Linked DNA regions of Homo sapiens: all the other regions are linked to region 2. Evidence: chromatin loops called from intact Hi-C (ENCODE). Cell type or tissue: A673. All regions are shown on one strand. Each heading gives the region's core, and the rest is flanking DNA. Links, peaks and the distances in the headings are about the cores only.

What was found. Hi-C counts contacts between places; a loop is a spot of excess contacts. Peaks named below come from ENCODE experiments on the same cell type or tissue, not always from the same donor. Only the 100,000 strongest peaks of a DNase experiment are listed, where the experiment ranks them.
Region 1: a loop joins it to region 2, with 7 times the contacts of the local background. A loop is called at or near these places in 3 of 110 quality-filtered maps.
Region 3: it touches region 2 in a loop (3-fold over the local background); 38 of 110 quality-filtered maps call a loop at or near these places.

Annotation. Positions count from the first base shown.
Region 1 is chr7:1,363,754-1,373,975 of GRCh38, forward strand. No RefSeq gene overlaps it. Among named protein-coding and RNA genes, the nearest start is that of MICALL2, 91 kb to the right of the region's middle. RefSeq lists a silencer at 5,489-5,608 and an enhancer at 6,404-6,928. In A673, for the core only: a CTCF peak has its summit at 5,466 (motif pointing left); a DNase peak (open chromatin) is centred at 5,478; H3K4me3 peaks cover 694 bases; H3K27ac peaks cover 659 bases.
Region 2 is chr7:1,219,597-1,229,818 of GRCh38, forward strand. No RefSeq gene overlaps it. Among named protein-coding and RNA genes, the nearest start is that of UNCX, 8.2 kb to the right of the region's middle. RefSeq lists a silencer at 3,577-3,871 and an enhancer at 5,922-7,086. In A673, for the core only: a CTCF peak has its summit at 6,083 (motif pointing right); DNase peaks (open chromatin) are centred at 6,100 and 6,855; H3K27ac peaks cover 836 bases.
Region 3 is chr7:1,424,581-1,434,802 of GRCh38, forward strand. It overlaps MICALL2 (MICAL like 2), which reads right to left. Exons shown (of 17, transcript NM_182924.4): 17 at 9,779-10,092. The coding sequence ends at 10,016. Among named protein-coding and RNA genes, the nearest start is that of MICALL2, 30 kb to the right of the region's middle. RefSeq lists an enhancer at 3,963-4,518. In A673, for the core only: CTCF peaks have their summits at 8,071 (motif pointing left) and 8,271; a DNase peak (open chromatin) is centred at 8,071.

The DNA of each region.
Region 1 (10,222 bases), core at 4,295-6,794, 140 kb after region 2:
GTGAGCCGAGATCACACCACTGCACTCCAGCCTGGGCTACACAGCCTGACTCCATCTCGAAAATAAATAAGTAAATATGTTAAAAAATTAAATATAACGAATCCCCACCGTCAGCATTGCTAGGCGCACAATTCAGTAGCGTTAAGCACATTCACGTCCTCGTGCGGCCATCACCACCATCCATCCACATAACATTCTCGTTCTCACCTTCCCAAACTGAAACCCTGCCCCTGGTGAACGCCCACTCCTCACTCCCCATCTCCATCTCCCCTGTGTCAGGCTTCTTACCTGTTCCACGGCCCTGACTATGTTCCATGGACACATCCAGAGCCGAGCCACGCCGTCTGTGTGGGGGCTATGGGAGACGTGTGTGTCCGGACACCCCTCTCCACCAGGTGCTCTCCAGACAGGGGGCGGGCGTTCAACCCACAGAGCCAAACGCTGCCTTCCTGGGCGTGCTGGGACCCGGCTGCTCCATGGGACCAAATGCCCCCCACATTCGTGTGCAAGTAAGACCCCCTGGGCAGGGGCCCACCGCCTGGGGGTGACGACTGTTCCCGGCACAGTAGGAGTGCAGAGGAGGCCGTCTTTGACCTGGGAGAATCCGGGAGTGAGTTGGGGGAGACGGCGGGAACCAAGGCAGGTGAGCTCAGGAGGGAGGCGTGGGGGCGGCTGGGGCTGCCAGGAGTCCACTCTCTACCCTGCAGGGATGGCTGGAGAGGAGCGGGGGCTGACTCAGGAGTGACTCAGGAGTGACAGGTGTTACTCCTGTGGTGAGACCCGGGCTGAGCTCCCTGGTTTACACTGGACCCCGGCACTCACTGGCCGAGAGGGGTGATGGGTGAGCCTCACTCCCCCTGGGCCTCAGTTTCTGGGTCCATCAAACGGGGCTGCTCCCCAGGCCTCCTCCCACTCAGTTTGTCGTCTATGCTCCCCACCAGCTCCGACTACTTCCATGGCATTTATGAGGGAGACCTGGCAGAGTCCAGCACCGCCGGCTGGCGTGGTCACCCACATCTGGGTGGGACACAGGGCTGCCTTGATTGTCTTCCCGGGCAGGTGTCCACAGGGGCCCGGCCACACACACCAGTCGGCAGAGCAGGCGAGAGGCATCTGCCTTCGCCAGAACAAAATAATTAAAAGAGGATTCGGAAGATCAGGCCAGCCTGTCGCTGGGGGAGGCCGAAACTTAACCCTTCCCAGGCTGGGCTGCATGGGCCAGGCCAAGGCCAGTGGGGCAGGCAGGAGCCAGCATTGTATGCCGAGGCCTAGGACCCCAAGGAAGAGGGCCTGGGGGCTTCCCCAGGAGGTACCCACCCTCCTGAAAGCATCCTGCAGGGCCCTCCCCACTGCATCCCCTCTGGGAGCTGCCCTCACCTCCTTAGCTGCTCCACCAACACCTTGGGCTCCTGAAGGCTGGCCCTTGCCTGGGCTCTGTTCAGCTGCAGAATGGACAGGATACTCAAGTGCCTCCCAGCCTGCCAAGCCTCTGCTCCCTTCCCAGGGGCTCCTCATCTTCTCTGCGAGGACTGACATGGTCTGTCGCGGGTGCCCATGGTAGCTGGGGCCAGCCCTCTCCCAGACAAGGGGCAGGCACCAGGCCTGAGGTGGCTGACCGGACACAGGATCACCAGCCTTTACCTTGAGCCACAGCAAAGGGGTAGAGGAGGATGGGGCCTCATGCGCCGAGCAGCGCGGTGACACAACCCTGGTCCACCTGTCCCAACCGCAAACTCCTGCCAGCTTCCTGCTGCACACCTCGCCAGGGGCCCTGTCCCACCCCTGCTCACCAGGGTCTTCAGCTTCCTGGGGCTCATTAACCACCATCCCTTCCTGAATATTTTTGGCTCCAATTAGTCAAAGCTGGTTTTTGTGACTTTGAACCAAAGACCCCAAAAGACACAGCACAGGGAGTGAGAGGAAGGCACGTCACATGCTCTGCAGCCAGGCTGCATGTCTGTTCACCTGAAAAGAACCTCCTGAGGCCCCTGTGTGCCAGGCACTGTTCTAGGCACTGGGGGGATGGCAGAGAACAAGGCAGACACTTGTCCTGAGTGTGCGTTCTACTGGGGCTGGCCAACAAGGGATATGTAAACCACAAATAAATTAGGCAATTTTAAGTAGAAAAGATACTGAGAAAAACGTCCATTAGGAAGGTACATTCTAGGTATCTACTGCTGTCCATCAAACCACCCCAGACTAAAGCAGCGATCATCTTACTGCGCTCATGAACTCTGCAGGTCCAGTTCAGCCTGGGTGCAGAGGATGCCTGCTCGTGGCACCTGCACGTCACTGCTTGAGCTTCCTCACAACATGGTGGCAGGGTTCTGTGGGCAGGTGTCCCAAGAGGACAGACAACAGCCTTTTATGACCTAGCCTTGGAAGTCACTTAGTGTCATTCTGCTGCAGTCATGGCCCCAGATTCCAGACGAGGGAAGATCACCTCCATGTCTTGATGGGCTGGGACCAAGGTCACATGGTCGGAAGAGCACGGGGGAGGGGAAATGCTGCTGCAAGGCAGGGTGGCAGGGTGGCAGGGCAGGCCCCTCTGCAGAGGTGACAGCAGTGGCCAGGAGAAGCCGACTGAGGCCCAGGAGGGTCCGACTGAGGACAGGTAGGGGGTTGGGTTCTGTTCTTATTGCAGTGGGGTGTCCCCTGGATGCCCCACCTTGTGCTGGGCTCTATTCTAGGTCCCGGGGTACTGAGGCAAGGAAGACCCAGTCCCAACCTCAGACCTCATGTCCAGAGGAGTCAGAGAAGCAAAAAGGCGCAGTTCAGGCTATTTCTCTTGGGGTGCTCTGGGCTGCAAAGGACGGAACACCCAGCTCAGCTCACTTGGCTGAGCAACTCAGGGGCTGGGGGGCCATAGCCAAGCAGGCGGACGCTGGGGAGGGATGCTCGATGCCAGGGGGTTCTTGCCAAGCTGGACGTGTATTCATTAACCCCTCCCACCCCATTCTACAGAGGAAGAACGGAGGTGCAGGGAGGTGAGATGGTCGCCCATGACCACAGCTAGCTACAGGCCTGAACTTGCACCCGACACCCGGCTCCACAATTCTTGTGCCTTGATCTGCCTTGGGGAGGGGTGTGGGGTCAGAAAAACACCTGGGTCCGGACGCCCCCAGCCAGTGAGCAGACCCCACATGCACAGTCTCTGCTGACAAGACCCTCGTGCTCTGTAAACGCAGGGCTGCCGTCAGCCAGGCATCCCCGGGGAACCAAGAGGCACACACAAAGCCAGGCAGTCCCAGGGGAGGCCAGCGGTCCCAGGGCACCCAGCCCTGCCCTCCTCAGCTGCCTGCGGGTGCCCTCGGGGCCTGGGTCTGCAGCCCAGATGCATATCCTATCTAGCATCAGGACTGGGCACAGAGAGGTTGCAGAGCCTATCCAGCAGCTCAGGCTGCTTCCCCTACTGTGACCTGATGGAATGCCAGGAAGCCCCAATGCCACCCCTTCAGGCCTGGATCCTGCCCCCGGGGCCCCCACATCCCAGCCCTCCTTCCCAGGAATCCCCTGCTGAAGGACCCCCTTCATCCCGTCCCTGCATCCTAGACCCCACCCTGTGGGAGAGAAACTGAAACCCAGGAAGTTGAACCGTTTGACTGGTGCAGAGCTGGGACACTAACCCAGGATGCCAGCTCGGGCCTCAGCCACACTCGCCGCAGATGCCACCCCTAGCCCTGCCAAGGCCCGGCGCAGACCCTCCCAAACACACACAGCGGGCTTTTATTAAACTTCCTTGTTAATTGCACAAGTAATGCACCAATACATCTGGAGTGAGTTTTAAAACAAATCCCAGACACCATATCATTTCGCTCATAAATACTTCAGTATACAAATGGGGCTTTAAATAATTTGCTGTTTAAATGATGTTTTTTCTCCCGTGAGCAACAGAGTCCATGCTTACAGGCCAGCCGAGGCAGGAAGGCTTCACCCAGGCCGGGTGGCGTCCCGCTCTGCCCTCGGCCGGCTCCGTGCCTGGGCCGTGTTTGTGCATGCGTTCTCTACCATACAGATTTCATTTTGCACCTTTTCTTCTCTTGAGTTCCACATCAGCAATTCCCCAGTGCTGCTCCCAGCTCGAGAAATATCCATCCCAGAGACCTCCTTGGACGCTGCTGTTAGGCTCAATTTTTCGCGGCTATAAACACTGACTGCCCTGAACATCTTTGAGCAGGAGGCGCTGTATGGTTTTCGGATCATTCTCGGAGGAGGGGTTCCCAGACGCTGGACTCCACAATCAAAGCACCCGTCCCCAAATTGCTTTCCAAGAAGACACAAACACTGTTGAAATCCTCGTAAATCATGGTTGTTGGGCAGAGGGGGGTGTGTTCTAATGCAGAGGTCACTCAAGCAGGGGGTGGTGGGAGCACACAGGAGCCAGTCTCCAAGGCCACCAACACCACCTTGCCCGTGGGGGTGACTGAGCACGTTCTTCTGCCTTTCCAGCCTCAGTTTCCCCATCTGTCAAGTGGCCACGGGTTTGAGTGTGCGGCCGACCCTGGGAAGATGGCTCTCCAGGCCTTGGTGGAGGCCGTCCCCAGCCCCAGAGGGAAGACGCGTCTAGCAGTGCCCTGTCCACCTCACTGCCTGCGCCTGCTCTGGAGGAATTCAGAGAGCGCTGGGGAGGGGCCTCCCACCTCTGCAGGGATTGAAGTGTGTTTGTTTTCATTCCCCCTCCCCAGGGCCTCAGCCCTGCCCCCAAGGGAGAAAGGCAGCTTTGCAGAACCCAGGCAGGAAAGCAGAAATCTCAGGGCCCAAGGCCCCCAGCCTGCATCTCTCCCAACCTGCTCCTTTCTGGGGGCCAGAGAGGGGGTGCCACCTGCCCAAGGACACACAGCACCTCTGCGGCAAAGCACCTCTAATCTGCGGGTTCTCTGGTGTCTGAGATCCTGTAACAGGATCTAACCCCATACAGCAGCCCCCCCGTTCCTGAGCGGCCTCCGGTGGCAGCACCTGCCAAGGCCCCACCTCCGGCCCCGTCCTTCCCCAGGCAGGGGCGCCCAGCAGCCGTTTCACAGATGAGGAAACTGAGGCTGAGAGGACCAAGGCTCTCCCCAGGACACCCAGCCGGGCTCTCAGCCAACCAGCTGAACCCCGGGCTGCGCTCTCCCCGCCCCTGCCTGGCGAGTGCAGATTCCCGCCTATTTTCCGACACCCGCCTGCAGAGGAGTCGGGCGCCAGATGGGATCGAACCCAGCAAGGTGAGAAATCCGGGCGGGGTGGCAGATGGGGAGGCCTTCCCCGGGGAACTCCAGGAGAGGGGAGGACAGCGAGGGCCCCGGGCGCGGCCTCTCGTGTGCCCCCAGCCGCGGGGCGCAGGCCCGCAGCCCCCCAGGGGCGCCGCAGCTGTCACTCCGCGGTGAGTGGCGCCATCCGGATCGGAGATGGGCGCGGCTGCATCGCCCCAGGGTAGGAAGCTCATCTTCGGAGACCGCGCGGCTCCGAGCGACCAGGAACGCCCCCTGCGGGCTGCGGGCGGGAGCGCGGACCCCGGCCCATCCCGGACCCCGCCCACCGCGGACCTCACCCATCCTAGGCCCCGCCCATCCCAGACACCGGCCCATCCCTGACCCCGCCCGTCCCTAGCCCCGCCCACCACCGACCCCACCCCTCCAGACCACGCCTATCCCAGGCCCTGCCCACCGCGGACCCCGCCCATCCTGCACCCCGCCCACCACGGACCTAGCCCATTCTTGACCTGACCGGCAGCGACTCCAGCCCATCCTGAACCCCACCTACCGCAGATTCTGCCCGACCCAGCCCACCTAGGACCTTGGCCCACCACGGACCCTGCCCATCCCGGACCCAGCCCACTGTAAGCTCCGCCTATCTCGGACCCCAGCCCATCCCAATTGCCGCCCACTTCATGGTCTCCAGCCACCGCGGACCCCACCCACCGCAGGCCCCGCTCACCGCAGACCACCCCCCAACATCGGCCCCCCCACCCCCACACTGATCCATCGCCCACCTCCGACCCCACCCAGGCTGTCTCAGCCGATGGCCCTGGGACGACTCCAGCACTAATTCGCTGAGGGTCCCCCCACCTCCAGGGCGCCCATTAACCTAAACATTTGTGTGCATTTAATTCCATTTTACAAACGAGGAAACTGAGGCCCGGAGCGTTAGATCACGTGCCCTACTAGGTGGGGCTAGCTGAGACCACTGCGACCCCAGGCAGCCTGTAATGGGATTGCTCCCCCAAAAGGGGCCCTGCTGTGTGGGATATGAGATGGCGGGCAAGGCGGGCAAGGGATTGCAGGCACGTGCTGTGGTGTGGCTGGTGAGGCTGGATTAGCAGGACCGGACCAGCTCATGTGGAGGGGCAGTGTGGATGGTGCAGTGTGGTGAGGGTTGCCCTTCCTTCCTTTGGACAGGGCAGTGGGGAGGTGGAGGCCGGGACGGAGACCCCAGGAGCCCTGGGGACACTCAGGCCAGGCACAGACACTGCCAGGTTTCCTGGACCCCTCCCCATTGCACCTGCTTCGTCTGCAAACTGCTCCCTGTGTGGGCAGAGAGGCCCTGGGGGTGGTCTGGGAGTAGAGACGGAAAACCCTGAGGCTCCCACAGCCAAGCCCCTCCCTGCAGAGAGGGGGCTTCAAAGGTGTGAGACGACAGAGGAGAGGTTGGCAAAGCGCCCCACATCCCCTTCCCTGGCCCACCTCCTCCCAGGGAGAGAGGAAGATGGAGAGGCAGAGAAACCAAGAGAGACAAGGGGGCCAGATCCCAAAGGGAAATGCAGCTGGACAGAGGCAGACAGAGGGACGGGACGGAGAGAGTCAGCGGGAAGAGGTTTCAGGGGAAGATTTTCAAGTTTTTCCTTGGGGTATTTGCACAGAAGGTTTTTAATCTTTGCTGGAACCTGCCTGTGGCTCTGCCCACTTCAGCCAGCAGTGACCACCATGTGACCCACGCAGAGTCGCTGGGCTCAACCCTCCCTGTCAGCCCCAGTGTGGATATGAGCATGGATACCGATAGTTCTGTCTCATGCAGGGCTGGGGCGCTTGGGAGGCTCAAGGCTCCAGCCCAGCCTTGGGAGTCCAGCACAGCCAAGCCAGCCAGCTACACCTGGCCTGGGCCAGAGCTTCGATCATGCAGCCTGCAGAGCTGTGGAAGTGCAGAGGCAAGGAATCGTAGAAAGGATTTTGGAAGTGACATTGACCTCCGCTTGAATGCTTCTGCTGACGGGGAGCTCACTACCTCCAGAGACAGCCTACGTTGTCTCTGGGCATCTCTATGAGTTAGCAAGCACATTCTCATTTTTAGCGGATTCTGTCTCCCTATCACCACCACCTCCCACGTCCAAACCCTTCCCCATGGTTTCCACCAATGACCCCTGGAACCACACACACCGCACACATTTATTTGACAAACATTTATTGAGTGCCTACTGTGTGCTGGACCATAGGCATGAACACGGAGATGAGGCCAGACCTCTTGCGGCTGTCTCCTTAGAAACTGAGGCATGGAGGGAGAAGGGACCCTCCAGGCCTGCACCGCCAAAACCAGAGGAGGCAGAGAACACGCCTCACCTCTGCATCTCCTGCGTGTCAGACCTCAGCCATCATCCCAACAACGTGGTGGGGGGTGTCATGATTATCTTCAATTTCCAGATGAGAAAACTGAGGCTCAGGGGGTCACGGCCCTGGGTCGGGCACCATGCAGGCTGCAATGAGCCATGCCTTGTCTTGGCTACATGATGGGTTTAGGGGTGATCACATGACCCAGTTCAGGCCAGCGAGTCATCAGTGAAAGCAAAGCTGGCCCCCTTTTCCTCTGGATTCAGTTCTGGTCTGGAGCCACGGCAGCTGTCTTGCCATCATGATGGCACTAAGAAAGATGCCAATGGCCGGGTGCGGTGGCTCACGCCTGTAATCCCAGCACTTTGGGAAGCCGAGGAAGGCAGATCACGAGGTCAGGAGATCGAGACCATCCTGGCTATCACGGTGAAACCCTGTCTCTATTAAAATTACAAAAAAAAAAAAAAAACAAAAACAAAAAATTAGCCAGGCATGGCGGCATGCGTCTGTAGTTCCAGCTACTCGGGAGGCTGAGGGAGGAGAATGGCGTGAACCCGGGAGGCAGAGCTTGCAGGGAGCCAAGATTGCGCCACTGCACTCCAGCCTGGGCGACAGAGCAAGACTCCGTCTCAAAAAAAAATAAATAAATAAAAATAGTTTTAAAAAAAGAAAGACACCAACACAGAAAACATCAGAACCAAGAGACAGAAAGACGCTGGGTTACAATGACATCATATGAACTCGGGGAACCCGCCGCTCCTGAAGCTGGTGCCCCTTGGATTTTCACACAAGTGAGAGAACAGATTCCTTCTTTGGCTTAAGCCAGTTTGAATTGTGTTTTCTGTCACCAGCAACCTCAAGTACCCTAAGTTCAAAGAGTTTACTGTCCACAAGAAGAGTTTATTGTCCATAAATAAATGGACACTTGTAAGCATCAGTGTGTGAGTGCTGAGTGGTGGTGGGAGGGCAGGGAGGAAGGCGGGGGCTACGTGCTATTATAACATCTGCTAACACTTATCCCACACAAAGTAAAGGGGTGCACATGAATTAGCTCACAGGATCTTTTTTCTTTTTTTTTGAAATAGTCTCTCTCTGTCACCCAGGCTGGAGTGCGGTGGCATGATCTTGGCTCACTGCAGCCTCTGCCTCCCGGGTTCAAGCGATTCTCATGCCTCAGCCCCGCAAGTAGCTGGGATTACAGGCACAGGCCACCACACCCAGCTAACATTTTTTTTTGTATTTTTAGTAGAGATGGGATTTTGACATGTTGGCCAGGCTGGTTTTGAACTCCTGACTTCGAGTGATCTGCCCACCTCGGTCTCCCACAGTGCTGGGATTACAGGCGTGAGCCACTGTGCCTGGCCGGCTCACTGGATCTTTACAGCAACCCTATGACATAGATTCTGCCAGGATCCCATATCTGAGGATAAATAGTGCTAGCTGCTATGTAAAACAGCCCATCAAAGGCCGACGATTTAACAAAACAGAAGTTTATTCCTTGCTCTTGTCCAGAGCAAGTAGGCGTTTCACAGTCTGCAGGGGTTCGGGGTCCTGAGCTGAACATGTAGGGGGTTCGGAGTCCTGAGCTACTTCCCACATGGGGATCCACCCTTCCTCGGGGACCCGGAACCCACTGGACCTGCCTGGTTGGCCAGTGAGGAAGGAGAGCGGAGGAGGACTCTTGGGAACTCTGAGAAGACTTAGGAGACAGGTCCGAAGTGGCTTCTGACACTTCTGCCCACATTTCATCCACCACAGCTCGCTCACATTTCTGCATCTATCTGCCCAGGAGGCTCGGAAACGTCATCTACCTGGGCCCCCAGGAAGCAAAGAAAAAGGTCTAGTTTTGCTTTGAGAGGTCAACAGGAGACGTCCAAGGTCGCACAGATGGGACAGGACTAAAAGCCAGGCACGACACTTCCGCATAGCTTTCCCTGCACCCTCGGAATCTCTCGAGTGGACTCTCTCCGGGCAGGGCAGTGGCCTGGGGAGGTTGGTCCTTCTAACTCTGGGACGGAGAAACATGAGAATCATGTCAATCATATCACGAGGTACTTGTTGATCGTTATTGCATGATCACCTCCGATTTTCTGACTGGTGCCCTGTTACCTTTAAGTGACTTTGTTGACCCAACCGGTTAGGACTTTTTTTTTTTTTTGAGACGGAGTCTTGATCTGTCACCCAGGCTGGAGTGTACTGGGGCAATCTTGGCTCTCTGCAGCCTCCACCTCCCGGGTTCAAGCGATTCTCCTGCCTCAGCCTCCCAAGTAGCTGGGATTACAGGCTCCCGCCACCACACGCAGCTAATTTTTGTATTTTTAGCAGAGACTGGGTCTTCACCATGTTGGACAGGCTGGTCTCAAACTCTTGACCTCAAGTGATCCGCCCACCTTGGCCTCCCAAAGTGCTGGGATTCCAGGCATGAGACACTGTGCCCACCACAGTTAGAATTTTAATCTGGGGCAAAGGTGGTGGTTTTAAGGTTGTTGTAATTATAAGATGCTGATTTTTTTTTCTCTTTAGGACATAAGCCAGATCAGAGGACCTCCTTTTCCTAGTGGGAGCTTGTATGAGTCTGTTCTTACAAAGCTATAAAGAAATACCTGAGATGGGGTTAATAAAGAAAAGAGGTTTAACTGATGCACGGTTCCACAGGCTGTACGGGAAGCATGGCTGGGAGGCCTCAAGAAACTCACAGTCAC
Region 2 (10,222 bases), core at 4,580-7,079:
GGCAACAGAGTGAGACTCCATCTCAAAAAAAAAAAAATTGTGTCTAGGAATGAAAGCTGTTTGCAGCAAGCCAGAGAGAGCAAACAGCTCTCAGGTTCCTGTGTGGGGCCTGGAGACACCCCTGGTGGCTGGGGCAGGCGGGAGAACCGGGAACCTGGGAGACTGAAGGTTTAAACTTCTCTGCCACCTTGGCCCTCACTCACGACGACACCGGTGAGCTCCAGTTCGCACTCATGACCAGTTCTCACACATGACCCTAACTGGGATGTAATTTCTTCTTGCAGACTTGCTGCATATCTCTGTAGACAGATGTCCTATCCCCATCACCCCCGGAACTCACTACCCATGGACTCCTTAACTTGAGGTTACTGTGAACCATCTCAAGTTTCTTGTTTTTCTCCTGGTGGGTGGAATTTGACTGACCTCTGACTCTGTAGGAAGGTCAAAGGCAACAGGAACATTATTCCTTTAGCTATGCCTTTGTTTATGAAATCTTCAGAGCAATTTAGCCACCCTCTGACTGTCACACATCCCTGGGCAGGAACGAGTTGATAAGATGGGAGGGGCCTAAGTCATAATGGAGCAGGGGGGACGTGGGAAGAGCTCCCTTCCGCCCTGCCCCTCACCCCTGCCTCAGTTTGTCTGTGTGTAAGTAGCTGGAAGGGCTCTGCTGAGAATTAATTAACAAATGTCCATTTAATGTTTCTGGGGTAAGTGTCCCTTGGCTACTGAGCAGTGTTAAATAATTGCAACCCTCAAATGACGAGCCATCGTGTCTCTGATCTGGGGGGTGAAAGCGTTGTTACGTGTCTTTTCACAACGACTTTATTTAACGAGAGCTGATCTTTGCAATTTGGTTTATTTTCTCTATCCCTTTTAATTTCAGACTCAGGGGTTATTAGCAGATAACTGCTCATTTCTGCTGTAAATCAAGAAAATACTCATTAGAAGCCCAACGTTGAGATTGTCAGGAGCCGGGGCTTGTAAAGAACTGGGGGGAGGGCAAAATCTAGTGTGAAAATAGGCTAAGTTCAAAAGTATTTTTATTCAGGGAAAACGAAATGGCATTTTCTGAACTGAGCAACCTCTTAAGTTTTTTTTTTTTTTTTTTTTTTTTTTTTCAGACGGAGTTTTGCTCTTGTCACCCAGGCTGCAGTGCAGTGGCGTGATCTCGGCTCACTGCAACCTCCGCCTCCCGGGTTCAAGTGATTCTCCCACCTCAGCCTCCCGAGTAGCTGGGATTATGGGCACGCACCACCATGTCCAGCTAATTTTTGTATTTTTAGTAGAGACGGAGTTTCACCGTGTTGGCCACGCTGGTATCAATCTCTTGACCTCATGATCTGCCCGCCTCAGCCTCCCAAACTGCTGGGATTACAGGCGTGAGCTACCGCACCTTTCTCTTAAGTGTGTTAAACTCCAAATCGAACCTGGTAAGGTAGTAGGAGGACACCAACCCAGCAGATACGGAATTGAGTCCTCAAGACCAGGGAGTGGCGGGGACGAGTAGGCCAAGAGGATCCTCCCCAGGGACCCCTCGGGGGCCGAGCTGGCCACACAGGAGGGGCCGGACTGAGAGGACAGTTGTGACCTTCAGCATGCTGGCAGCCACCCTGCGCCCACAGAATGCAGACACTGCCAGCAGAAGGGGCTGGGGAGATATGAGAACATGTCTGTAGACTCTGAAAAAAACAAGAGTGCTGATGTTTAAACCATATGGCGGGGGCTGAGGACACAGGGACGCAGAGCTCAGCTCCTGGTCCTTCCCCGCCTCCAGTTCCCAGGTAGCATTTCTTCCCTTGTTTCTTTCTCTCGTGTTGATCACAGGAGAAAGTATTTTCAGTCCTCACCCCCCGTTTCCTCATTTTATACTCCTTTCCAGACGGTAGGATCTCTTCTTGCAAAATTATCCTCGCCTAATCCATGGAGACAGAAAGTGGATTAGTGGTTGCCGGGGGCTGGGGGAGGGAGCTGGGGACGGAGAGTGACTGCTAATGGGTGCCAGGTCTCTTTTCGGGGTGATGAAAATGTTCCAGAACTGGATAGGGGTGGTGGTGACGCAGCTCTGGGGATGTATATACAGATGCCGAATTGTATGCTTTAAAAGGATGGATGTGATGGTGCCAGTGATATCTCAATAAAGCTGTTATTTTAAAAATAGGCCTTGGCCGGGCGCAGTGGCTCACACCTGTAATCCCAGCGCTTTGAGAGGCCAAGGTGGGTGGATCACGAGGTCAGGAGATCAAGACCAGCCTGACCAACATGGTGAAACCCCATCTCTACTAAAAATACAAAAAATTAGCCAGGTATGGTGACGCATGCCTGTAATCCCAGCTACTCAGGAGGCTGAGGCAGGAGAATCGCTTGAACCTGGGAGGCGGAGTTTGCAGTGAGCTGAGATCCCGCCACTGCACTCCAGTCTAATGACAGAGAGAGACTCCGTCTCACACACACACACACACAAAATCAGCCTTGCCTGTTGTTACAGTCCTATTACAATTGCTGAGACTGCGTGTCTTCAGCCTCTGGGTGGGAACTCACGTGAAGTTACTCCAGTGGTTCTGTGAGTTGCCCTCAAAGCTTTAATTCACCCCTAGCTTTTGCCTGAACACTCGTACAAGTTGGCCAGTATGGAAGACCCCCTGGTGTCCCATCCAGAGTCCACGTGCTAAAAGCTGCATCTGGGGCAGACACAGGCCTTGGATTTCTTTTCTTTTTTTTAGACAGTCTCACTCTGTTGCCCAGGCTGGAGTGCAGTGGTGTGATCTGAGCTTACTGCAACCTCCAACTTCTGGGTTCCAGCGATTCTCCTGCCTCAGCCTCCCGAATAGCTGGGATTACAGGTACCCACTACCATGCCTGGCTAATTTTTGTAGTTTTAATAGAGACAGGGTTTCACCACGTTGGCCAGACTGGTCTTGAACTCCTGACCTCAGGTGATCTGCCCACCTTGGCCTCCCAAAGTGCTGGGATTACAGGCGTGAGCTACTGTGCCTGGCCAGGGCTTGGATTTCTAAGTTGTCAAATGGGTTTATAAAAATCCTGTAGCAGGGCCAGGCGCGGTGGCTCACACCTGTAATCCCAGCACTTTGGGAGGCCGAGGCAGGCAGATCACAAGGTCAGGAGATTGAGACCATCCTGGCTAACACGGTGAAACCCCGTCTCTACTAAAAATACAAAAAATTAGCCGGGTGTGGTGGGCGCCTGTAGTCCCAGCTACTCAGGAGGCTGAGGCAGGAGAATGGTGTGAACCCAGGAGGTGGAGCTTACAGTGAGCCGAGATGGAGATCGCACCACTGCATTCCAGCCTGGGAGACGGGGTGAGACTCCGTCTCAAAAAAAAAAAAAAAAAAAAAAAAAAAAAAAAAAAAAAAACTCCAGTAGCAGAAAAACTGAAATGTGACTTGAGCCCCAGTCAAAGGGAGATAGGGAGACAGTGAAGACCCTGCTCTTTCTGAATCCTTAGAGCCCACCAGACCCTCTAAAAGGAATAATACAAAGACCCTCCTTTCACCAGATCAGCCGCAGGAAATGGCAGAACTCCCAGAATTGGGCCTCTGGTCCAAGGAGCGCAAGGGTGGAGCATGGAGAGGCCCATCAGGCATGGGAGGTCCTGGCAGAGGGGACTGGGAGGTCTGCATCGGCCTTGCTATGCCCTTTCTTGTTCTTGCAACTTCCTAATTTCAAACGTTTAATGAATTTGAAAAACAAGAAGATAACCCAGGCTGAGTTTGACACTGGAACCCCTTCACCCAGCCTGGACACAAGGTGTCCCCATCCTCCCGGGGACCAGCTCGGCGTCTCCTAGGATGGCTCTGCAGAGAGCATTGCAGAGTCATAGGACAGAAAATAAAAACAGGTCAGTGCTGGGTGAAAAAAGTTTTCTCTGAGCTGGACTCCTAGACTACACTGGCTAAGCACCCATGGGCATCTCAGCACCAGCTGGACTAATGTGAGGCCTCCTGCTGAGGTCCCAAGCCCCGCTTCAGAGAACAAGCCCCGCTTCAGAGAAAGGTGACCTTCGGGTGGCCTGTAGGATGACACTCAGGTGACCTCCACCTTCCTCCTGCCACAGCGGTCAGAAGAAGGCAGCCCTGGGAGGACCCCTCCGCCCAGGAGAGGGAAGATGCAGGCCGCACTGCAGAGACAGGCGGCTTGGAGGCTCCCCTCTGCCCCCAGCCCTCTCCAAGGAGCTGCCAGGCGTCAAGCTACTGCACAGGTCCCAGGGAAAGCCTCGACCCCTTCCTCTCCCATGAGCAGTAGTCGAAGAGGCTGCACGGAGGTCCCGGCCTCCGTGAGGGCGGTGGGTTGGAGAGGGCGCCTGGGGCCTCAGGACCCTGCTCCCTCCCGGGATTGTGGGTTTCCTGCCCCAAGGGTTTCGCGGCGTGGGCATGAGCGCTGGCATCTGCGCGCCCTGAGGTTCGGCCGCTGCGTGGCCTTCTCCGGGAGGTGGGGGGAATCCGAAGAGGTCCCACCCCAGGTTCGGTTCCCGGCTTCCTGGTCTTTGTTTACCAGGCTCCGAGGAGGACCTGCCTCTCTCCTCCCGCAGCCCTGGGCCCCCCACTCGACAGTTTCACATCCAGGGAGGGACAAAGGGGGACGCGGCCGGATTAGCTTTCGCAGCGCGCGGTGCGTTCCCGGGGTGCAGCTGCTTCGGGGCCCCTGCCAAGGCTCCGGCTTCTGCAGGCGGGACTCGGGCTCGGGCCACCACCGCGAGCACTTTCCTGGCCAGCTCCGTTCCCGCCCCATCGGGCCGGGCCGGGCCGAGCTGAGCGGGGCGCGGAGACCGCGGCGGACGGTGGGGAGAGCGCGCGCGCGTCCATCCGATTTCAGGCCTTTGTTGCCGGAGCCTCGTGCCGATGGGTTAATGGGGCAGAAGAGATCGGTGAAGGGCGACAGAAGCGGCCTTTGAAAGAGGGTGTCAGCGCGGGGCAGCGAGACAAAGGCCAAAACACACACGGGCGGAGAGGGACAGATGGGGACGGGCGAGGGAAAACAATTAGGCCGCAAGTGCGGGGGCGGGGCGCGGCTCCATCGTTTTCCAGTTAACCAGGCCTGGCCGGCGCGGGCCCCACGCCCCAGGCTGGAGCGGTGCCGAAGCGCAGAGCAGACCGGCTTCTGCTGCGTGCGCGAGTCCTGCACCCCGGCCTGCACCCCGCCCTGACCCCTCCACTCCGTGCAGGGGGTGGGGGCAGAAGGGGGCAGGGGAGAGGGAGGGAGGGATGGATGGATGGATGGATGAGTGAGTGAATGAATGAATGAATGAATGAATGAATCCCCCTGCCCGTAAATAACAGAAGAGCTGCGTCCCGGTGCCGGGGGTTGGAGCGGAAGGAGGGGCAGGGGAGAGGGAGGGAGGGATGGATGGATGAGTGAGTGAGTGAGTGAGTGAGTGAGTGAATGAGTGAATGAATGAATGAATGAATGGATGAATCCCCCTGCCCATAAATAACAGAAGAGCTGCGTCCCGGTGCCCGGGGTTGGAGCGGAAGGAGGGGCAGGGGAGAGGGAGGGGTGGATGGATGGATGAGTGAGTGAGTGAGTGAGTGAATGAATGGATGAATGAATGAATCCCCCTGCCCGTAAATAACAGAAGAGCTGCGTCCCGGTGCCCGGGGTGGGGGCAGAAGGAGGGGCAGGGGAGAGGGAGGGATGGATGAGTGAATGAGTGAATGAATGAATGAATGGATGGATGAATGAATGAATCCCCTTGACAGTAAATTACAGAAGAGCTGCGTCCCGGTGCCTGGAGTGGCGGCAGAAGGAGGGGCAGGGGAGAGGGAGGGAGGGAGGGAGGGATGGATGAGTGAGTGAGTGAATGAGTGAATGAATGGGTGAATGAATGAATGAATCCCCCTGCCCGTAAATAACAAGAGCTGCGTCCTGGCGGCTGACCGTAGCCACCCCGTGTCTCCCTGCGGGATGACCTGAGAGCGTTTCCTGGAAGCCGCGCAGCCCCTCTCCCGGCCTCCACCATCGGGGCCGCTCACCCTCTGGGGACTCTGGCCCCGGGACCCCGGGATCCAGGCCCGGTGCGCGCGGCTCCGGCCCCGAGCGCGCTGTCCAGGCTGGATCCCCACCAGGCGGCGCTGCGCCCCTCCGAGCCCGCCCGGCCGCGCTCTGCAAACCGATGCTGTTTAATTAACGTGCAAATTGAGTAGATTAAATGACTCTAAATAATTAGCCACAGATCCTACAAACAGGATAACAGATTTAATTAAGCAGCGATATAGATTTTGGAAACTGTTAATGTATTTTTAGAATGGCAGCTCAGATCCTTCACTTTTCCCCCCTAACTTCAAACATGTAACTACGGCCCTCCGAACGTGGATAAATATCTGGAAACAAGATTACGCCTGTTAACTTCAACTAATAGAAATGTGGGTTTAACAGGAACTTGCACGGCTCCGGCGCCGGCGCCGCTGCAGCCCGCGTGGCCCGGGCCGGGCCGGTTCTGTTTGGCTTTGTTGTTCTTGGTGCGCGCGGTCTGGCGCCTGGGCCCTGGGCAGAGAGGGTCAGAACATACAGGAGGAAGGGGAAGGGAGAAGGTGAGTGAAAAATACAATCCAATTTCATTATATCAATCACATTTAATTGGCAATTTGTACGAGCAATGACCGGGCTGGCTTTAGGTAAAACTATTAGACGACAGGCGGATGTGCTACTAAAACTCTTGGTTAGTTAATTAGTGTCTGAACTGCGGAGGGAAAGGATCCTAGATTTACTCTCTACAAAGAGAGAGCAGCCCAGACAATTCATTAGGCAGGCGGCTTGTAAATTAGAGCTAAGTTAACCTGATTTCCCTTAATTAAAACATCTTTTCTCGTTTACGATGTGGATATAAGTAGATCTCCAGGGTTTTGAATTTTCTGCAACAGCAGATGGTCAGCTAGAAGCAGATAATAGTTAACGCTTTCTCTCTACCAGATCTGAACAACGTGAGCCGCCGGCCCATCTGAGGATTAAAAGGAGCCATAACAAAGAGTGTTAACCCTTCGCAGTCTTCCAGCTCCCCAGACTCCAAGGGCGGAGCTGCCCCTGGCCTGGGGGCACCAATAGGGCACCGGTGACCAGGACTGCAGATCCCCTGGACCTCTGAGGCAGAGGGAGAGGGGCCTGGGGTGTCGGGGAAAGTGTCCACGGGCTGTCCTCCGGCGAAGGGGGATGTTGGGAGGAGGGACGCTGACTGCTGCCTGGTGGGCTGGCACAATGAGGTGGCCGCCCCAGACTTCCACAGATGGGGCTCTCAGTGCCTGGCCACTGCCTGTCCCGCCAGCCCTCTGCTTGTCACAGCCTGAGCGACTTTTCCTGTGCCCTCCGGCCTCCAGCCCTAGCCCTGGTGCTGGGGCCCAGCCTGGGGGCGAATGGCTGGCCTGGGCCCAACGGACCTTCACACCTTCTCACACTGTGGGCTGGCACCACCATATAGCTGCTCCCTGGATTCTGGTACCCTCCGAGAGGTGTGGGGAGGAGACCCTGCAGCTGTGGGGACCGTCAGTGGGGTCCTCAGCTGTCTGCTGGTCTAGGTTTCTTCCCTAGTGCAAGAGGACTGGAGGCCTAGGGCCTAGGAGCTTTTAGGCCAACCTCCCCAACAAAGTCAGGCAGGGCCTGGGAAGGGCTAGCGGAGGCTCAGAACATCCCCCTGAACCACCTTCACGGGCTCCCACTGAGACCCAGGCCGGTGTCCATGGCCACAGACTTCAGAGGAGCTAGCGCGAAGGCCAGCTCCGCTTAAAACAACAGAGGAAGGCCCCCCGCCGGGCAGCCCCTTCTCCTCCTGGCCACATTCTGCCACTGGACCCCAGCTGAGTAGCTGGGAGGCTCCGGTCCCTCTGAGCTGGCAAGGCCCCACCGCAAACACAAAGCCGGCCACATCCCTCAGGCCCCTGCCTGCCTCCCCGCCCTGGGAGACCTGTACCCCCACCTCAGCCTGGGTCCGTGGGACCCGCTTTGGCCTGCACCCCACCTGGAGGCCTGGGGCTACCATCTTGGTGGCGTGGGTGAAAGAAGCCACCTGGATCCCGGCCGGGGAACTTGGCCCAAGGGGACTTGGGCTCTGGCCGTCTAGTGGGGAGGCGAGGCGGTTACAAATGGCTCACAGGAGGGTAACGCGGCGCAGATTGAGTTTATAAAATACAAGGCAAACACTGGAGCTAAAATTTTATTGTTGATAAAATATTAACCTCCTTATTACTTTCATCGCACTTTCAAATAAAGCACAGCAAATTAGAAGCAGCCTCTGAAACAAATCCATGGGTGATTAAATCAGGGGATGAGTTAGGAGAAGGGGAAAGTTGAGAAAGAGGAAGATGGAGACTGGGGCGAGGGAGGGGAGGGAAGTGGCAGGCGTGGGGAGGCAGCCTGGGGTGGAAATGGGAGAGGGGCCCTTCCTGGCCTGCCCCGGGAGAGAAGGCTGCAGCAACTCCCGGAGGAGTGGAAAGGCGAGCGGTGGGAAGTGCAGGAGAGAGAGAACTCTGCAGGAGGGAGCTCTGGGGAGTGCAGGGGCGTGAAACAAGGAATCAGTCGGGAGCAAGACGTCTTCAGAAACGGGGGTGTGTGGGGGGCGTAATAAAAAAGCTTTCTCTTGTCTCTTTGTATTGGGTGACATGTTGGAGGTTTTTTTGTGCCTGAAAAAAGTTATAAAATTTGGATTAAAATCTTCAGGCCTATGGGTTGCCTCCTGCCCCTCAATGAAGAATTCTAAAACTGTTTTTACCAGCAGAGAAATGAAGCTGATTTCCAATTCAAATCTCCCGTCTCCCTCTCCCTCTCAGCACTCTGAAGGTGTTGCAGAAATGAAATGGGGGTTATCTGAAGATTTGGTTACATTTTCTCTCTCATTGTGTTAAATTACTAAATTGAAGTTTTATAATAAGGAATAAGTCAAATTGCAAACCCCCATCAAATGGAGCTGTGATTAACAGAAAATGCAGGCAGCGAAAATGCAAATGGCTCCGCACAAAGAGCTTCTCACAAATTGGCGTCACCATTTCTCAAATTATATCATTACTATATTTTGAAAATGTTAATCTGTTGAGCGGATTTCCCGGGGGAGTAGAGTAAATTAGTTCCATTTCCGAACTGCCTCTCTGCTCTGGCACCGAGTCGACAAGCACCTCCGATTTCCTGATTACAATTAGACTCCTGATTTGGGCTCCTTCAAGCATTGATAATTTTCGGCATATTAAGCACGTTTTAGCAAAGGTGATAAGTCAGTTTTAATTGAAATGAAATTATTATTCTGATGGAAGTTTGGTTATTATTATTAAAAAGGCACACTCATTTCAGATTCAGGGTTTTTTAATGCAAGAGAAAAAGATTTTTGAAGGGCATTAGGGTGTCAGGATTGAACGAGGTAATTTGAAGCGAATTACTTTTTTCTTTCTATCAGAAATGAAGTGAATTAAAACTCAAAATCAATCGCCTTCACGTCCCTGCCCCCCCCACCTCCTTCTCTACTCCCCCTTTTGCTTTGACAGAATTACAATTATAGATAATTATGGAGGGAAGTTTTAATTGTCCGGATTAAGAAGGATACAATTTTCCGAGGATCAGAGGGACGTTTTGAAAAGTAGTTTCCTCATAAAATCAAATCAAAGGTTCCAGTTGTTGAAAACATCAACAAAATCTCTTTGCTGGTTAATTGGAATCTCATCCAGTTCAGCAGCGGATCAAATCACCTCCAACAATTAATTTAGATTTAATTCTGTAATTATCAGCAAATCGAGTAATGCGCAAGTTAATTTAGATAGTTAAAAATTAACTTGCGTGAAGTTAATTGAGTAATTAAAACCCTCAACTGCCGCCTATTAATTTGCTAATTAAAAATAAATTTGATTTTGTGTAATTTAAAGTAATATTGACATCAGTGTTGGATGGGCGATTTTATTAGTTTTATCTGGATGGGGAGATGGCTGCAGACACCTGCTTAGACGGCCCCGGGGCTGGCGGGCCAGAGGGGGAGGCGCTCCGGCCGCCCCCGACCCGGACCCGGACTCCGGGCCCCCAGCTGGGCCCAAGCGCAGGAGGCCGGTCCTCACGGTGCGCCCGGGAAGGGAAGGGCCGAGCGGCCTGGAGCTGCCAGAGGCCGCGGCCCGGGCGGGGGAAGGGGCAGGCGGAAGGCGGGCCCCGGAGGTCTCCGGCTGGGCCGGGCGCGCGCGCCTGGGCCCTTTGTCTCGCGCGGCCGTCGGGCCCGGGGCCCCAGCCCTGTGCGCTCGGGGCG
Region 3 (10,222 bases), core at 6,676-9,175, 210 kb after region 2:
GCCTTACCATCCCTCATGGTCCCAAACTGGCTGCTGTGGCACCGTGAGTCCTGTGTACCACCACAGCACCCCAAATACCAGATGGCATCCAGCAAAGTTGGGGGCTGTGTCTGCCACATAATCATACTATGTTCTTAATGGGAGGTTTCCAGCGGACTTAGAATCCCAAGACTTTCTTCTGCTGAACCCTTGATTTTCTTTCCTCTGCTGGTACCAGCTGTAGCTTGGACCACAACAACTGCCTTTCTCACCACAGCAAAGCACTGCCTCATGGAACCCTTAATCAGTAGATTCTGACTTCAGAAAGAAGGGTTCCCTTAGCAAATCCCTAATTCCTGCCTTGAGCTTTCAGATTGGCTACCTTCAACCTAAACTCAACCCTCTCTCTTTTTTTTTGAGATGGAGTCTCACTGTGTCGCCCAGGCTGGAGTGCAGTGGCACGATCGTGACTGACTGCAGCCTCAAACTCCCAGGCTCTAGCAATCCTCCCCCCTCAGCTTCCTGAGTAGCTGAGACTACAAGTGCATGCCACCATGCCTGGCTAATTTTATTTTATTTTATTTATTTTATTTTTTTTTTTTTTTGACACAGAGTCTTGTTCTGTCACCCAGGCTGGAGTGCAGTGGCCTGATCTCGGCTCACTGCCATTTCCGCCTCCCGGGTTCAAGCGATTTTCCCAGCTCGGTCTCCAAATAGCTGGGATTACAGGTGTGTGCCAGCATGCTTCGCTAATTTTTGTATTGGTAGTTGAGACAGGGTTTCTCCATGTTGGTCGCAAACTCTCGACCTCAGGTGATCCACCTGCCTCGGCCTCCCAAAGTGCTGAGATTACAGGCGTGAGCCACCACACTTGGCCTAATTTTTAAAAATTTTTGTAGAAATGGGGTCTCACTATGTTGCCCAGACTCATCTCAAACTCCTGGGCTCAAGCGATCCTCCTACCTTGGCCTCCCAGAGTGCTGGAATGGCAGGCATGAGCTTCCGCACCTGGCCTCCTGCCCACATCTTGATCTCAGACTCTGGCCTCTAGAAGTCTAACTGTTCCTTGAAGCCCCCCATTTTCGGTACTTTGTCACTGCAGCCAGACATCACTCATGCATCCCCAATATCCATTCCCCACCTCCCCTTTTAGCGGCCACAGCAAGCCCCAGAGGGAACTACATTCCCCAGCATCCCTTGCAGCCTGCCCTGGCCATGTGACTATATTCTGGCCAATGAGGATAGAGCAGGCCACACCTGGTGGGCCCTGGATGTCAGCGAGGGGGTTATATGTCCTTGGTTTCTGCCCCCTGGACCTCACACCCACAGCCAGAGCTGGCGTCGAAGACCACCCTGGTCCCATGTCTCTCCACCTAACGCCCTCCGGGCCCCACCCCACCATCCTGCCCCTCTGACCTCTCCCAGCCTTTCCACTCGGACGGAGTCCATGCCTGGCCAGAACTTGCAACTCTCCCTGGCCTCAGGGCCCCTGCCTGGCTCAGCCGCAGCCCTCCCACCAGGCTGCCTCTCCCTCCCCTCAGCACCCTCCCCAGGGCCCCACGTCCCTGCAGAGCCCCGGCCCCCAGGACTGCCATTCTCTTTATGCCTCCACCAGGTCCTCGAGGACAGGAGCTGGTGGGTCTCTTGCTGGTGTGGGGCTGTGGTACCAGCGGGTGGCCTGGCATGGAGGAGATGCTCAATTAAAAGAACGGAACAAAGGGTCCGGATGTGGTGGCTCACACCTGTAATGCCAGCACTTAGGGAAGCTGAGGCCAGTGGATCACCTGAGGTCAGGAGTTCGAGACCAGCCTGACCAACATGGCAAAACCCCATCTCTACTAAAAATACAAAAATTAGTTGGGCATGGTGGTGCACGCCTGTAATCCCAGCTACTCCGGAGGCTGAGGCAGGAGAATCGCTTGAACTCGGGAGGCGAAGGCTGCAGTGAACCAAGATCGTGCCATTGCACTCCAGCCTGGGTGACAGAGCGAGACTCCATCTCAGGAACAAAAAGGATGGAATGAAGGACGAAAGGATGAACAAACATTTCCGGGAGAGCGCTGACAGCGGCCGAGGCTGCCCACCTGGACCTTCAATGATGTGGCCGTGGGCGGCGTCCACGGGACAGAATCTCCCCGTGACTAGCACCCACTAGTTTCATCCCATGGGGGTGTGTGTGGGCCTGGGTTGATGGGGTCCTGGGGGGACAGGGTCCTGCTGTGAAGCTGGACTTAGCCTAGAGTGTAACAGGAAACCCCAGAGGGCTTCTGCAGGGGCCACCAAAACACTGAGCTCACTTGGGGAGGGTGGGGAGACACGGAGAGTCCTGGAGTCAGGGGCTGGTGGAGGGGAACGCTCAGACCCAGGAAATCGTGTGGGAGAAAACGGACAGGATGTGGACGAGGGAGGGGCTACCATGATGGTGGACACCCCAAAAATGGTGAGCAGGATCTCAGGAGACCCTGCAATGTGCCAGAACACCCCCGTCCACAGAAATGGAACCCGAGCCACAATGAATGGGCCACACCTGCCATTTTCAATTTTCTAGTAGCTGCGTTTAAAAAAAGTAAAAAGAACGAAGCGAGAGCCAGGCACGGTGACTCATGCTTGCAGCCTCAGCTACCTGGGAGGCTGAGGCAGGAGGATCACTTGAGCCCAGGAGTTTGAGATCAGCCTGGGCAACATAGCAAGACCCCAGTTCTACAAAAAAATGCCTGTAATCCCAGAATTTGGGAGGCTGAAGCAGGAAGATCGCTTGTGTCCAGCAGGTCAAGACCAGCCCGGGCAACAGAGTGAGACCCCATCTCTACAAGAAGTTAAAAAATTAGCCAGGCGTGGTGATGCACGCCTAGAGTCCCAGCCACTTCGGAGGCTGAGGTGGGAGGATCGCTTGTGTCCAGCAGGTCAAGGCTGCAGTGAGCTATGATCACACCACTGGACTCCAGCCTGGGCAACAGAGCAAGACCCTGTCCCAAAAATAAATAAATAAATACATTTTTATAATTGCTAGCCTGATGGCTTCTTTTCATCTTAGAGACCGCGAAACCCCCAACAGCTGCTCTCGGCTACCAGGGAAAGGGCCTTGTTGAAGTGCAAAACTGAAGCAGAAAGTCTTTGCTTCCACGCCCGCCCCTGCAGGCCGAGTCCCTGTCCTCTGGGCCTCCAGGCCACTTAGTGTTAGACCCAGCCTCCGTCCCGCTGGCCCCAAGGGTGGCTTTCTGGGACTGTGTCCCCGGGCCTGCCTCTTCTGCTCTCCTCGGCTTTCAATTTGCTGTGACTTGTGTGACTGCATCCTTCTCCCTCTTAAATATTTAAGGTGGCCGGGCGCAGTGGCTCACACCTGTCATCCCAACATTTTGGGAGGCCAAGGCGGGCGGATCACCTGAGGTCAGGAGTTCAAGACCAGCCTGGCCAACATGGTGAAAGTCTTGTCTCTACTAAAAATACAAAAATTAGCCAGGTGTGGTGGCGCATACCTCTAATCCCAGCTACTCGGGAGGCTGAGGCAGGAGAATCACTTGAACCTGGGAGGCGGAGGTTGCAGTGAGCCGATTGTGCCACTGTACTCCAGCCTGGGCGACAGAGCGAGACTGTCTCTCTCTCTCTCTCTCTCTATATATATATATATATAATATTTAAGGTGGCAATTCTTAAAATGGGAACATGCATCTGCTGAAATCCCTCCGCCGTCCCTGGTATATCCTCGGACCTTGATCCCAGCCACCGCCTGTGTGCAGATGAGGCCAAGTCCATCTTGCCAGGCACTGACCCCGGGCCTGCTGCTCCTGCTCACAAAACCAATCGCCCCTTTTCTGGAAAGTTCTCCCCCGTAAGTCGAGACTAGAAATGGCCCATATGGAAATATAATGTTGTTAAAACCACTGATTAAGTTTTACACAACTGTGTGAGAGCAAACGAAAAGGTTTTAGCTTTTTAATTTAAGAAAAGAGGAATGTGATATAATTTCAATTTGTGATAAGATGAGATGTTCTCGATATTGCAGTTTCAATTGGATTATATCCTAACGTGCTTTATAAAGTGTCAGGCCGGCTGCCGACGAAGGGGTGTGTGTGATTATCTTTATTAATAATCCGGTGGGCTGGTGTTTTTTCTATCCGTCTTCATCAGTGTTTCCAGCCCACCTGGGAGACCTCGTTAGCGCAGAATCCAAAACCGTGACCTGAGACGGCAGGGCTGTGATCGTCACGGCAGGCCGGCCCGGGGGGAAACACCTAGGTGGACCGACAGACAGACAGATGGGGTGTCAGGACCCATCACAGCCAGCCAGACAAAGGCCTCTGCCGGGAGGGTCCCCGGGGAGCAGGGCCCTGGGAGTCCAAGCTCCAGACCAGTAGGAGCCAGGGCAGCTTCAGGGTGAGGGAGGTTCACCCAGCAGGAGGCCCGCAGACAGGAGCAGGGCCCGGACGTATGATCTGGCTGTGCCCCTCCTGGCGGGGTCTGCAGGGCCGAGGGGGCCACCCAGAGCTCATGTCCACCTCCCACCTGATGCCCCAGCACCCGGGACCCCAGAATTCCCTGAGCGCACACCCTGAAACCCCCTTCGAGTCCTCCTGAGGCCTTCCCAGCCCTGGCGTGGAGGCTCCCAGGCCCGAGGTGGGAGGCTCCTCCCTCCCAAAGCTAAACAGGGCTTCCGGGGAGGAGAAGTGGGGGGAGCTTCGGGCTCAACTCTCTCCCGGGCCCCACAAAGGTGAGGGTGGGCCTGGCAGGGAATGGCCGCTGGGGAGCAAGCCTGCATGGCAGCCGTCAGCCTCCTGCGTCTCAGGCTCCAGAGGAGACCCCTTCAGCCCCCCTGCGTCTTGGGCTCCAGAGGAGGCCCCTTCTCCATGATTCACCCGAGAGAAGCAAGGCATGGCTGTCCCTGGGGTCCCCGTGAGGCCTTGGAAGGACGTGGAGGGGCAGGAAGAAGCCAGAAGACACAGGAAAAGCTCCTCCTTCCCAGACACCCTCACAGCGGCCGCTCGAGGTTGGAAGGAGGCCAGGCTGCAGAGGTGCAGGCCACAGACATTTCTACCTGGGGGTAACTGTGGGCTTCCCAGAGCCCCCCCACCCAGGGAGCCCCCCAACTGGGGCCGTGCAGCAGAGCCACATGGGGGGCCCTCACTGGGAGGAGTCTGAGCTCTGCTCCCTGCCTCCTCCCAGATGGAGGCCAAGGCACAAGAACCAGGCCCTGCCCACTCCTGCCATGGGGCCCTGGGCACTCCGTGACTCAGTTTCCCCTCCTGTCACAGGGACAGGGTGTTGCCCACGACTCCCTAGTTTCTGTGAGGGGCTTCATGGCACAGGGCGTGGCCATGCCCCCATCGGAGACCCCTCCAACTCTTGCCCCAGCCAGGAGCAGCCCCTCTGTCCCCACCCCAAGCTGGGCCCACCTTGGCAGGCTCAGGGACTGGGAAGGTCCCTCCCCTCTCTGGCCTCAACACCCTCCTCTGAAAACGGGTCTGGGGGTAGCTGAGGTGCTGTGGGAAGGGCCAAGCCAGTTCCTGTGCATCGGGGCGGGGCTGGAGCAGGAGGCCTGGGCAGGGCAGATGGGGCGGCAGGGGTGAGGGGGCCCCACCATGGAAGCGGCTGAGGTCTGCTCTGCATGTCAATTCCCCGCTCCCTGCGGGGCAGACCAGCTATGACATTCCCAGGCCCCGGCCGGGACCCGCAGCTTACACAGATCAGGGTGGGGGGCGGTCTTTGGGCCCGGCCGGGCTGTGCTCATCACTCGGGGCCAGGGCCAGGCTCCCTCTCTGGGCCCCAGGGAACAGGGCAGCCCCCCGTTGTGGGATGCCCGGAAAATCCCCCAAGAGACGTTGTGCTCTCTTCCCGAGTCCCTCCCTGTCCCTCCCCTGCTCAGCCCAAGTCTGGGTAGGGCAGGAGGTGCCTGGTGTGTGCCCGCTGGCAGTGGCTCCACTGCCCACCCCACGAGACCTGATTCAATCCTCCCACCCCGGGCAGGGCAGGGGCAGCCCCGGGGGTCCCACAAGTACGAAACCAGTCAGGCTCAAGCAGGTCTGTCTCCCTGGACCAGTGGACCAGGTAGCAACCCTGGGCCAGGTGCTAGCCCCCTTGACAGGTGAGAAGACTGAGTCCTGGAGTGGCGTTGAGCCCTGGTGTCATTCATTCATTCAACAAATCCTCATCAGGCTCCTGCCGTGTGTCAGGCACTGTTCTAGGCGCTGAGGATGGCGTGGCAGAAAGACGGAGGAGCCGGGACCTCCGGAGGATCCGTCACAGAGAGGAAGCCCAAACAAGCATCTAAACATAGGTGCGTTCCGAGTGTTGGCAATAAACCAGGGTGGCCGTGTGCTCACGCCTGTCATCCCAGCAGTTTGGGAGGCCAAGGCAGGAGGATTGCTTGAGGCCAGGAGTTCAACACCAGCCTGGGCAACATGGCAAAACCGTGTCTCCACAAAAAAAAACTTTAAAAATTAGCCGGGCGTGGTGGCGTGCGCCGGGTGTCCCAGCTACTCGGGAGGCTGAAGTGGGAGGATCACTTGAGCCCAGGAGGTCAAGGCTGCAGGGAGCCGTGATCACGCCACTGCACCCCAGTCTGGGCAACAGAGTGAGACCCTGTCTCTAAAAAGAAAGAAAGAAATCAGGGTGAGGGGCAGGAGCTTCTCCGAAAAGGGCAGTTAAGCAGAGATAGCAGGATGCCAGCTATGTGGAGTGCAGGGGCCCCAGGAGCAGGACCAGCAAATGCAAACGCCCGTGGCCAAGGCCCGGCAGCCGGAGCGGAGGGGGCAAGGGTGACAGAGGTGAGGCTGGAAGAACTCCTGGGAATCAGCCCAAGCCTGCCCTGGCTTCGCAAGGGGTGAACACAAGTCCCCACCAGCTGCCCCCACCCTCCCACAGACCAGTGCCCTGTAATGGCTGGGCTGGCCCCCTGTGCCCGGCCTGGAGGGGCCACTCAAGTCCAAGTCCAAATTCCAAGCATCCCAGTGGAGACTCTGCTTGGTCCAGCCTTGCCTCCCTCCTTGTCCCTCCTGACGCAGCCACACGGGGCCAGTGTCAGCTCCCCACCCCAGAGCTCACCAGAAGGACCACACCGGTCCCTGAGCCCAGAACACTCCTCAATCCAGCCCTTGCTCCCCAGACCTGAGGCTGTAGTATTGAGGCCAGTGCAGATACAGGGGCCGACGGGGATGTGGGTCAGGGAACAGCTCTTCCCCTTCTCTGCGGCCCCACCCACCCCCATATCCATTCAGGAAGACTGGCTGTTCCTAGCCATGTCTGTAGAGAGAAAGCCTCTGATGTGCATGGACTGCCTGCCACGTGCACAGGCACGAGACGCTGGCCCGGAGTCTCTGGCAGGTGTGGGTGACGTCCAGCCAGGCCACTGGGGAACTGCGTGCCTCTGCCCTCCCTGAAAGTTGTGAGGGGTCATCTAGGGTGGGTGGGGCCCGGGCTGAAACTCTTCCACATTGGGGTTGGGGCAGCCTCTGCAGGAGCCGGGCGGCGGCGCAGCCAGCCCCACCTGTGCCCGAGTGGCTGCTCAGGGGTTCCCACGCCCATCCTCACAGCCTCCTGCAGCACAGGCAGCACAGGCATCACAGGGCCTGGCCAACGCCCATGGCCCCAGGGCTGCGTTCCTGCCTGTCTCTCCATGATGGTGTCACCGGGGTCTGCAGGTGCTGGGCCCCTGGTGGACAGCAAGGACATCCCGCAGGGCTGGCTTAGTGCCTGGCAGACCTGACCACTTGTTGCAGGGGCTCTGATCACTGAGCACCAACTGTGTGCCCAGCCTGGAGCGCACCTGGCACCCCAGGGCTGCTTCTGAGGTCCCCAGATGCAGGGGGCTGATGGTGGGGGCGGAAGCTTCCTGGCCCTGCGGTGGGACACCCCCAGGTGTGAGTCCACAGCAGGACCGAGCCCCAGGTGCCCACGCCCCTAACTTGCTGGACAACACTCCCTTCCCGTTCTGGTCTCAAAAATGCTACGCAGCCCCCTGCCCTGGCCCCGCCTCGCTTGCTGTGTGACGTGGGAGAGCCGTAGCCCTCTCCCAGCCTCAGTTTCCCTGTCTGAAAAACGGAGCTATTCCAGGCTCCCGGCTGCCCCTCTCCACTAAGTGGCTCTCTGCCTCCCCCTGGTGGTGAAGAGGCCACACTGCCGCGGGTCAGGCCTTACGACGTGAGCACGGGGCTGAGATCCCAGGGGGACCCACGGGGCTGAGATCCCAGGGGGACCCACAGGCTCAGCTCCGGGACCCGGTCCAGACCGCCCTCCACGGCGTCATGCTCCTAACACAGCAGAGGCCCTGGGGCTTCTGCTCAGAACCACCCCAGGCACCCAGTGCCTGAGGAACGAGGCCACCTCGCTGCACCTGGAAGGTCCCTGCCGGCCCAGGTCCTGACAGAGCCCCTCTCTCTCCATCACCCGCTCCGCCTCACCTGACCCTGACCCCGGCCCCGCCCCAACCTGCCCCACCACACATCTTCAAGCTCCCAAGATCACTGCCTATGCTGTTCCTGCAATAGGGCACACCCTGCCCATCCACCGAGAGACCCCTACTCCTCGACACCCAGGTGAGACCCCCCCCTGCAGAAGTCTCCTGGGGGCTCCAGGGTCCCACTGCTGCCAGCCACTGCCTCCCAGTCCTCGGAGGGCACAGGGAGTTTCCACCAACACACTCGGTCCCAGTGGCCTGACTCCAAGAGAGGCCTCAGGGCCAGGCAAAGCACGACCCCGTTCCCCACTCATTGCTGTGTGCAGGTGACCCATGGCCTCATCTGGGGGAGCCCCTTTCCCTCCACGGGGGCCCCGAGTGGCTGGCAGAAGCAGGGGGTACAGAGGGAGGCAGCGGGGGTCTCGCTGTCAGCAGAGGGCAAGAGAGCACCTCCGTGCTCCTCCACCCTCATCACTGCCCGAGGCACACCGGTGGGCCCCTCTCATCCTCACACGGCCCCCAGGCAGCCTATGTCACCAAAGGCTCAGAAAGGGCAGTGCCCTAGCCCGAGGCCAAAGAGCTGCCAGGAGCAGAGCTGTGACTGCAGAGGCTGTGCTCCATCCGTGCACCCCAGCCCACCCTCTCTTCCATGCCCCACACCCAGCTCACGTTCCAGGAGTCTTGAGACCCTCAAAGGCACAGTGAAGGCCATGGAATGCCACAGGCCTGCCCAGCACAAGCTCCCCAGGGCCCACGCGCACACGGCAGGGGCTCCAGGCTCTGAACCTGCTCTGGCCCTGCTGGGACCCGTGGGGTCCCGACCCCCCCAGCCAGCAGGTGGAGAACACTGGTGCTTTGCCATGGCTGAGGGTTCCCCAGGACCGCCGCAGAGGCTCCTACAGCAGCTGAAACAGCGCAGCAACAAGCAGCTGAGGCCCGCCCCTCCCCGCACAGATGGGCAAACTGAGGCTTACAGGGACGCTGCACTCCTGACTCAGCGCTCCTCCCACGACATCCACTCTCAGTGGGGGTCAGAAAGGATGGGGCACCCCACATCCCGCCCTGGCCACCAGGAAGTCTCCCTGACCAGGGGCCACTGCTTACAATCCCCCATCCCAGCCCCAGTCCTGGGAGAACGAGGTCACAGCTCTCAGGCCACGGATACATGGCGACCCAGCACCCAAAGTCTCCAGCCTGTACCGACGTCTCCTCTGAGGCTCCCACCAGCCCATCTGTGCCAGGAAGCTATGAAAGGGCCCACCTTCGAGGGCCAGGCCCTGAGAGGGTCGGCTCCTGCCCGAGGCCACAGAGCACGTCCGTCCTGCAGGCAAGAGCTGGGAGGCAGGCGAGACCCCAGGCAGGTGCGGGGCCGCCCAGGGGCACCGAGGCAAACACGGAGGCACGTAGGAGTCCGGGGCCATGTGGTCGGTTTCTTTATTGAGACCACAGACGGTAGCGCAGGTCCCTGCTGTCCACATGCCCCTTGTAGGGACAGGAGGCCCTTCCCGAGTCCAAGTCCGAATGCCGGGTCCGGGCCGAGCCCACGGCCCCGAGTACAAGTCCGGGTTCCGGGTCCGGGCCAAGCCCATGGCCCCGAGTCCAAGTCCGGATGCCAGGTCCGGGCCGAGCCCACGGCCCTACTGGCTACTACTGGGAGGGGCTGCTTTTGCTTTTTGGTGACCAGATCTTGGACAAGCGGAACTTGGACTTCTTCCTCTGGAGGCCTAGGGGACAGGTGGACAGTGAGGCCGTGCTCAACGCCGCAGCCGCACAGCCGTGGCCCACACAAGTCCCCCTGCCAGAAACATCCTTCCCTTCCACTGGCCACAATCCGCCCTGGGCCTCCGAGCCTGC